Regions from separate parts of the Mus musculus genome. Here region 2 is linked to region 1. A link is a loop called in an ENCODE intact Hi-C map of the cell type or tissue named here. Cell type or tissue: gastrocnemius. All regions are shown on one strand. Links, peaks and the distances in the headings refer to the core of each region. The heading gives the core; the rest is flanking DNA. Region 1 overlaps Grk1 (G protein-coupled receptor kinase 1). Region 2 overlaps Tmem255b (transmembrane protein 255B).

The links. Hi-C counts contacts between places; a loop is a spot of excess contacts. Peaks named below come from ENCODE experiments on the same cell type or tissue, not always from the same donor. Only the 100,000 strongest peaks of a DNase experiment are listed, where the experiment ranks them.
Region 2: a loop joins it to region 1, with 6 times the contacts of the local background. A loop is called at or near these places in 22 of 42 quality-filtered maps.

Annotation. Positions count from the first base shown.
Region 1 is chr8:13,410,375-13,413,282 of GRCm38, reverse strand. Grk1 (G protein-coupled receptor kinase 1) reads right to left here. Exons shown (of 7, transcript NM_011881.3): 5 at 110-234. Among named protein-coding and RNA genes, the nearest start is that of Grk1, 6.7 kb to the right of the region's middle. In gastrocnemius, for the core only: a CTCF peak has its summit at 1,463 (motif pointing left); a DNase peak (open chromatin) is centred at 1,450.
Region 2 is chr8:13,460,819-13,463,726 of GRCm38, reverse strand. It overlaps Tmem255b (transmembrane protein 255B), which reads right to left. Exons shown (of 9, transcript NM_001143671.1): 9 at 2,275-2,522. The coding sequence ends at 2,358. Among named protein-coding and RNA genes, the nearest start is that of Tmem255b, 27 kb to the right of the region's middle. In gastrocnemius, for the core only: a CTCF peak has its summit at 1,666 (motif pointing right); DNase peaks (open chromatin) are centred at 1,119, 1,685 and 2,145; H3K27ac peaks cover 1,650 bases.

The DNA.
Region 1 (2,908 bases), core at 110-2,609:
ACCAGGAACCCAGAGCCTGTGCTCCTTATATAGTCCTTGGCACAACCCAACCCATCCATGTCTGCCCCAGAATGGACCCTTTCAGGGGTTCCTGCCAGACGGCACCTACCTTCTCTCCTCGGGCTCGGAAGGGTCCTCTGGCTGCGATCATCTCGTACAATGTGACCCCCAGGGCAAAGTAGTCCACAGAGAAGTCGTATTCTTCACCTCGCAGGAGCTCAGGGGCCATGAAACCTGCCGCCACGAACATATGTAGGTTCATAGATGCACCTGCTTTCCCACAGCGTGGCTCCTACCCAGTACTCACAGCCCTACTGAGGCTCTAGTGATACCCTACCCCCAGGGGAGTGAGTGGTCTCCCCACCAGTGACTTGGAGGCCAAAAACCTCTTTGTTGTCATTTCAGGACATTGAGCATTACCCTGGCCACTACCCACTGGATGCCCACAGTGCTAACAACCAAAAACGTCTTCCAGCCTAGCCAAAGATTCCTAGGAGCAGAATTGCCGGGGTCAGGAATCTCACTAATGTGGGATATGAAGCCTCCACTCAGATTCAGGACAGTGTGCTTATGCTGTGTGTGACTCCTGGGTTAGACGAACGTGACAGATGCTGCTGGGACCTTCTCACTCTCCTCTTATAAGGATACAGACGTGAGCTCTGTGTCCTGTAATCCAGAGTGAGCCCAGTGACCCAGGCGCTGTGGCCAAAGCCTGAGGAACACGGGTGATGGGGTCACAGTCCTATGCTGTCCTCAGTCACTTTGTTCCTTGAACCTTCTTTTATTACCTACAGTGAAGCTATAGCTGAATGCACTCAAAGAACAGCACCTGATAGCATAGCCACTGTGTGGCCTTCTCCACAAGCGTGGCCTCCCTGGTCCTCCTAGCTGCCTGCTCACAACCAGACCATTTTCATGAAAATCTCAACCCCTTACAACCCACCACACATATTAGTACCCAGCGTCTGCAACCCAGTGTATAGACCATCTCCTCCCGCCCATTCTGTTGGCTTCTCCGCCCCATGTAACAGGCCATGGAATTGCTCCTGCACTCCTAGCCCTTCTGGAAGGTGAATTGTCCAGCATCCCTTTCCGGAGCCACGCGCACCACCTCTCCACTTCAGGATGCCACCAGTGTCCACCCAGTGCCACCCCCGGTAGTGTCAGACTATACTCTGACCATGCCACCCTTTGCCTTCATGTTTTGGGTTTTTACAAAGAATATTGTTGTTCCAGAGCCAGCACCCATGGGTCACTGGATGAGGGAGCAAGTGTGTTTCTTGTCTCATTGTCTCCTGGAATGCAAGCTTCTAGTTTGCACCCTAACTCAGCATTTCCAGAGCCTACACTGCGGTCAGGATTTACACTGTGGTCCCAGGCAAAGGATTTACGAGGTAGGGTTGCCACTGCATCTCAGTAAGCTCAGGAAGGTAAAGATTAGGCAAGCAATGGCGCCCTCTACTGGCCAAGCTGGGCCAGCAGTCCAGAAAGGGACCAGTTCTAGTCTTGAGGTTCTTTAAATCTTGCTCCAGCAAATCCGGGACTTGTAGTGAACTGAGGAGATCCAAGTAAAGTTTGAGCTATCTCATGAAAGAAAGCACAGCCATGTCTTCACGAGGCTGTGCAGTGGCTTCAAGCCAAGCTGTTTCCAGAATCCTTTTCTCAGATCTCCTTCACCCCGTGCCTGCACAGAGCCCTCAGCACCCACCAACCAGCTACCAAGGCTAGACAAGCACCACCGCCCGGGGGTCAGTATGGATTTGTCCTACTCCAAAGTCGAAGGGGAACGTTCTTGTCTCTCTACCCACCATGGCATCAGGGACACTCTCAGATGGTACCTAAGGCACAAAGCAGGATCCTGTCGCCACTCTGTTTACATCCCAGATAGCCCAGGGAAGAAGATACACATCTAAGAAGTCCTGTCAGAACTCAGCCTGAATACAAGACCATCCAGAATATGGAGAAAGGGAGACTCAAGTGCAGATATCTAAAGCATGCAAATGCCGGGTATGCAATGGTCACGTCACAGCCTCATACGCCCATGTGGTAAGTGTTAAAGCCAAAGACTCTGACAGACTAAGGACACCATCTGAGGTCACAGAGCCAGGAAGTATGGGCCTGGACCTCGCACCTGCTCCAGCTGACTCGAGTCTCTGCTTTCCTCTATGCGTGCTGCCTCTCACCCTTCCTCTGAGGGGGACGAAGGCAGAAGAACACACAGGTCTGCATGTGTATGTACACTTAGACACAGATACATCTACAGTCACTCATATGTGTTCAAGAGTGGTGTACACAAAACCTATACACACAGAGACGCATGCCCATGTGTGCACAGATACGTGTACTAAGCATACACACAGAGGTGCCTGTACACATTCACACATAGGTATACACACACACACACACACACATACATACATATATATATATATATATATATGCATGAAATAGCACATATACAGATGTGCTTATAGACATGTACATACACAAAGACACATTTGTGAAGATGCACACACGTATTTGCATGTGTGCACACAGAGACTGTCATGGGTGCATGCATACTGAGAGGTACCTTCATACACATACATGCATGCTTCACACAGAGGGAGCTGTGTGCCTACATACATGTACAGATACGTGCAGATGCACATATGTGCACAGGTGCACATGCACATACAGGCTCGTGCATATCCACGCATGGGCTTACACATAAAGACCCCCCCCCGTGTGCATACTCAGTCACACCTACAAGACATACAACTGTGCACACCACATGAGAGCAAGCACACATGTAGGAATGTGTGCACACGGGTATGCATGCCCACAGAAAGATAACACATGCGCATAGCCTGCCTGTGAGTGGCTACCTACCAGAGTTGTGCTAAAGCCTAGCAAGAGCTGGCTGAGG
Region 2 (2,908 bases), core at 253-2,752, 50 kb before region 1:
CCGTCCATTGCCACACTATTGCTCCTGGGTCTTAGCAGAGCTATTATGGCGAAGTGACCCAAGAGAAGATAGATGGTCCAAGTGGAACCCCAACTCCAGCTGATCTGGTAAGGTGAAAGAACTCAGCTCAGTGTCTTTCACCAGTGGAGCATGGCCCACCCCATACTTGCCCCCCGCTCTCTCACAAGAGCAATCAGCAGGTGCCATAGCACAGACCCAGAAGCAACCCCATCTTCCATCAAACCAAAAGCAGCAGCAACTGATAGATTTGGTGACAAAATGAGTGGCCATGAGCAAATCTTACCACCCAGAGCAGAAGCCAAGCACAGGGCAGACCCTTGAGCAGTATTCGAAGAGGCAAAGCCATGGAGGGATGAGCCACTGAACATGCAGGCTCCAGCTGGCTTTCCAGCCTCGTCCACACAAAGGCAAGGACACTGTCGGCATATCCGGCCACACTGTAGATTAGTGTGGGTTGGGGAGGGCTGCTCTGGAGACTGGGGTGCAGGGCCTTACATTCTCTGTGGCTGGAATGAGGAAGACAGACATATTTGTGGCAAGGAGCAAGACTGTTAACCTTGGGAGTTCAATGTTTCTTAATAGTTCTTGGCTCCAGTGGGCACGGGCTCTATACCCAGACATGCAGTTTTGTTGGTCTGCAAAGGCCCTAGGGCCAGCCTTATGGCCTTCAGAGGTCGAGTCCCTTGGGCCCAGGGCACAGGACTACTGAATACAAAACTAGGGAGATGGAATCTAAAAAGAGCTAGAGAGAGGGTGTGAGACCCTGCACCAGGGAGGCACCGATGCCTTACAGACCCTCGCTTTCAGCAGCCTCCAGAGCTTGGCTCTTGTCTTTACAATCACTACACAGGTGAGGCAACCTTCGTCCCAGTCCTGGGGGGAGGGGGGGAGGGAAGCAGCCTACTGTGTGTGTCTTCATCAAGGATACCTCTCTGTACCTCTGGCCACCCACATCTTCCTGAACCTCACCCCACAAGGAACAGGAATCTTGCCATTGTCGTGTAGAATGCGTTCGTCCTCAGCCAGCACTGTAGCACGTCCCCTGTGAGAGCTACTTAACTGTACTCCCTCTGGATAGATGCCAAGGCAAGGGACAGAGCCAACTGACCCCTGACCCCGCTGAGGAGCCGTGCCCGAGGCGCCCTCCAAAGTCCAGGGATGGTTTTGGCCTATTGCCCTCAAGTGCAACTCCACGGAAGCTTTCACAACAGCCTCTGAAACTGTGGTCCTGGGAGGTATTAAATATCTTAGTACATACAGTGGTGTAAATATAAGTTGGCAGATTATTATGGATATTTATCCGGGGTCCTAGGGAGGCTGAAGCCAGGCTCCTGGAGGGTGTAGGGAAGCAACTGTGCTGGATCCAAGGTCAGTCATCATCAAACAGAAACCAAGACTCTCTCATCCTCAGGCTCCAAGGCCAAACTCAATAAGAAGGGTCGTGCACAGTTAGCAGTCCTCAGACCAGTGACTGTCTCAGCACTTCTGGGACCAGTGTGCGGCTCTTGGGTTTGCAGCACAGCTTCTGCACAGACAGACTTATCACCTCTCTGCTTGGAAATTGTGTTGTGGGTCTTTTGTAGGAAACTGTTTAGAAAACCTCTTCTAGCCTGCTTTGGTAAGATCTTCTGTTGGACAGCGTGGACTTGGCCAGCAGGGGGCGCTGGAGCAGGTCCTCCACCCCAAACTGCTAGTTCTGTCCAGCCTTAGAGAGGGAAAGGCAGGCTGGTGAGGTAGCCACACAACATCTAATCAATGACTAAATCAGTGGCCACAAAGCAACAGCGCATTACAGGGAGAAGCAAGTGTGAGATCCAGAGTCTACCAAAAGGGAGAGCTTGCACAGAGGCAGAACTCAAAAGCTAGTTTCCTTCTCAGAGACGTGCTCACAGAAGTCTGTCAACCTGTAACACATGTCCTGAGGGAACAACCCTCATTGAAAGAAATGCCTGGCTACCTTCTCTTTGCAGGGTGATAGCCATCACCATGGTAAGGGCAAAACGGAACTCTGAGCGATGGTCCATGCAGAGAAGTCCTTCCAGATGAGGAGGCTGCTGGGGTCTAGTACGGTTTGCTGCTGGTCTTCACGTAGGGAGAGGCAGTGAACAGCAGAGGTGGCATGGGGCCAGTCGGCTAGCTAGCTCTGCTCCTGCCTCTGGCCCTGACCTGTGCTGGAGAGGGTGTGCCCAAGGGAAGGCCAACAGCTTTGCGATCCTTTTGGAATTCTCTATGAGGCTGGCTGCAGAAGCGGGCTTTCTATATGCGGCTTTATTTTGTTGTTATATTTTGGGAAAAACCCAAACCACATTACTTTTTAGTCTACGACCTCCTCTGTGTCAGGGTGCGTAGGGGGGTGGCTTCTCCCCTGGGAGGAAGTAGGCTGGTGTGCAGGGTGAAGGAGCATGGGAACACCCACGGCTGGGCTGGCACTGGGAGGGAGACTCTGTGTCCTCAGGCAGAGAGAGGTCAGCAGAGGCCGAGGCTGGCGGGGCACTGGAGGGCTGCAATTAAACAGAGAGGCGTCCTCGATCAGCAGGTGGGGGGACTCAGCTACGCTGTCCAGCATATACACCAGCACCACCTTGACCCAGCAGCTTACCAGACCAGGAGGCACCGGCTCATCGGGCCTCTCAGAAGGCCTCTCCAGTCTAGAACAGCCAAGAGACGTCAGATGTCAGCCTGGACAGCATCTGATTGACACAGACCTGGCTTCTAAAGCTGTTGGGGACACAGGAAGGTCTCCAAACTCCTGGCTTGGTTGGCCTGCTTAGCCCAGTCAGCTTTCACTAGCACTAACTAGAAGATCCAGGGACAACTACAGCCAGGACTTGACACTCACTAAAGACAGCAAGACCATTAACATTCCCAACACAGCATGGTGATTATT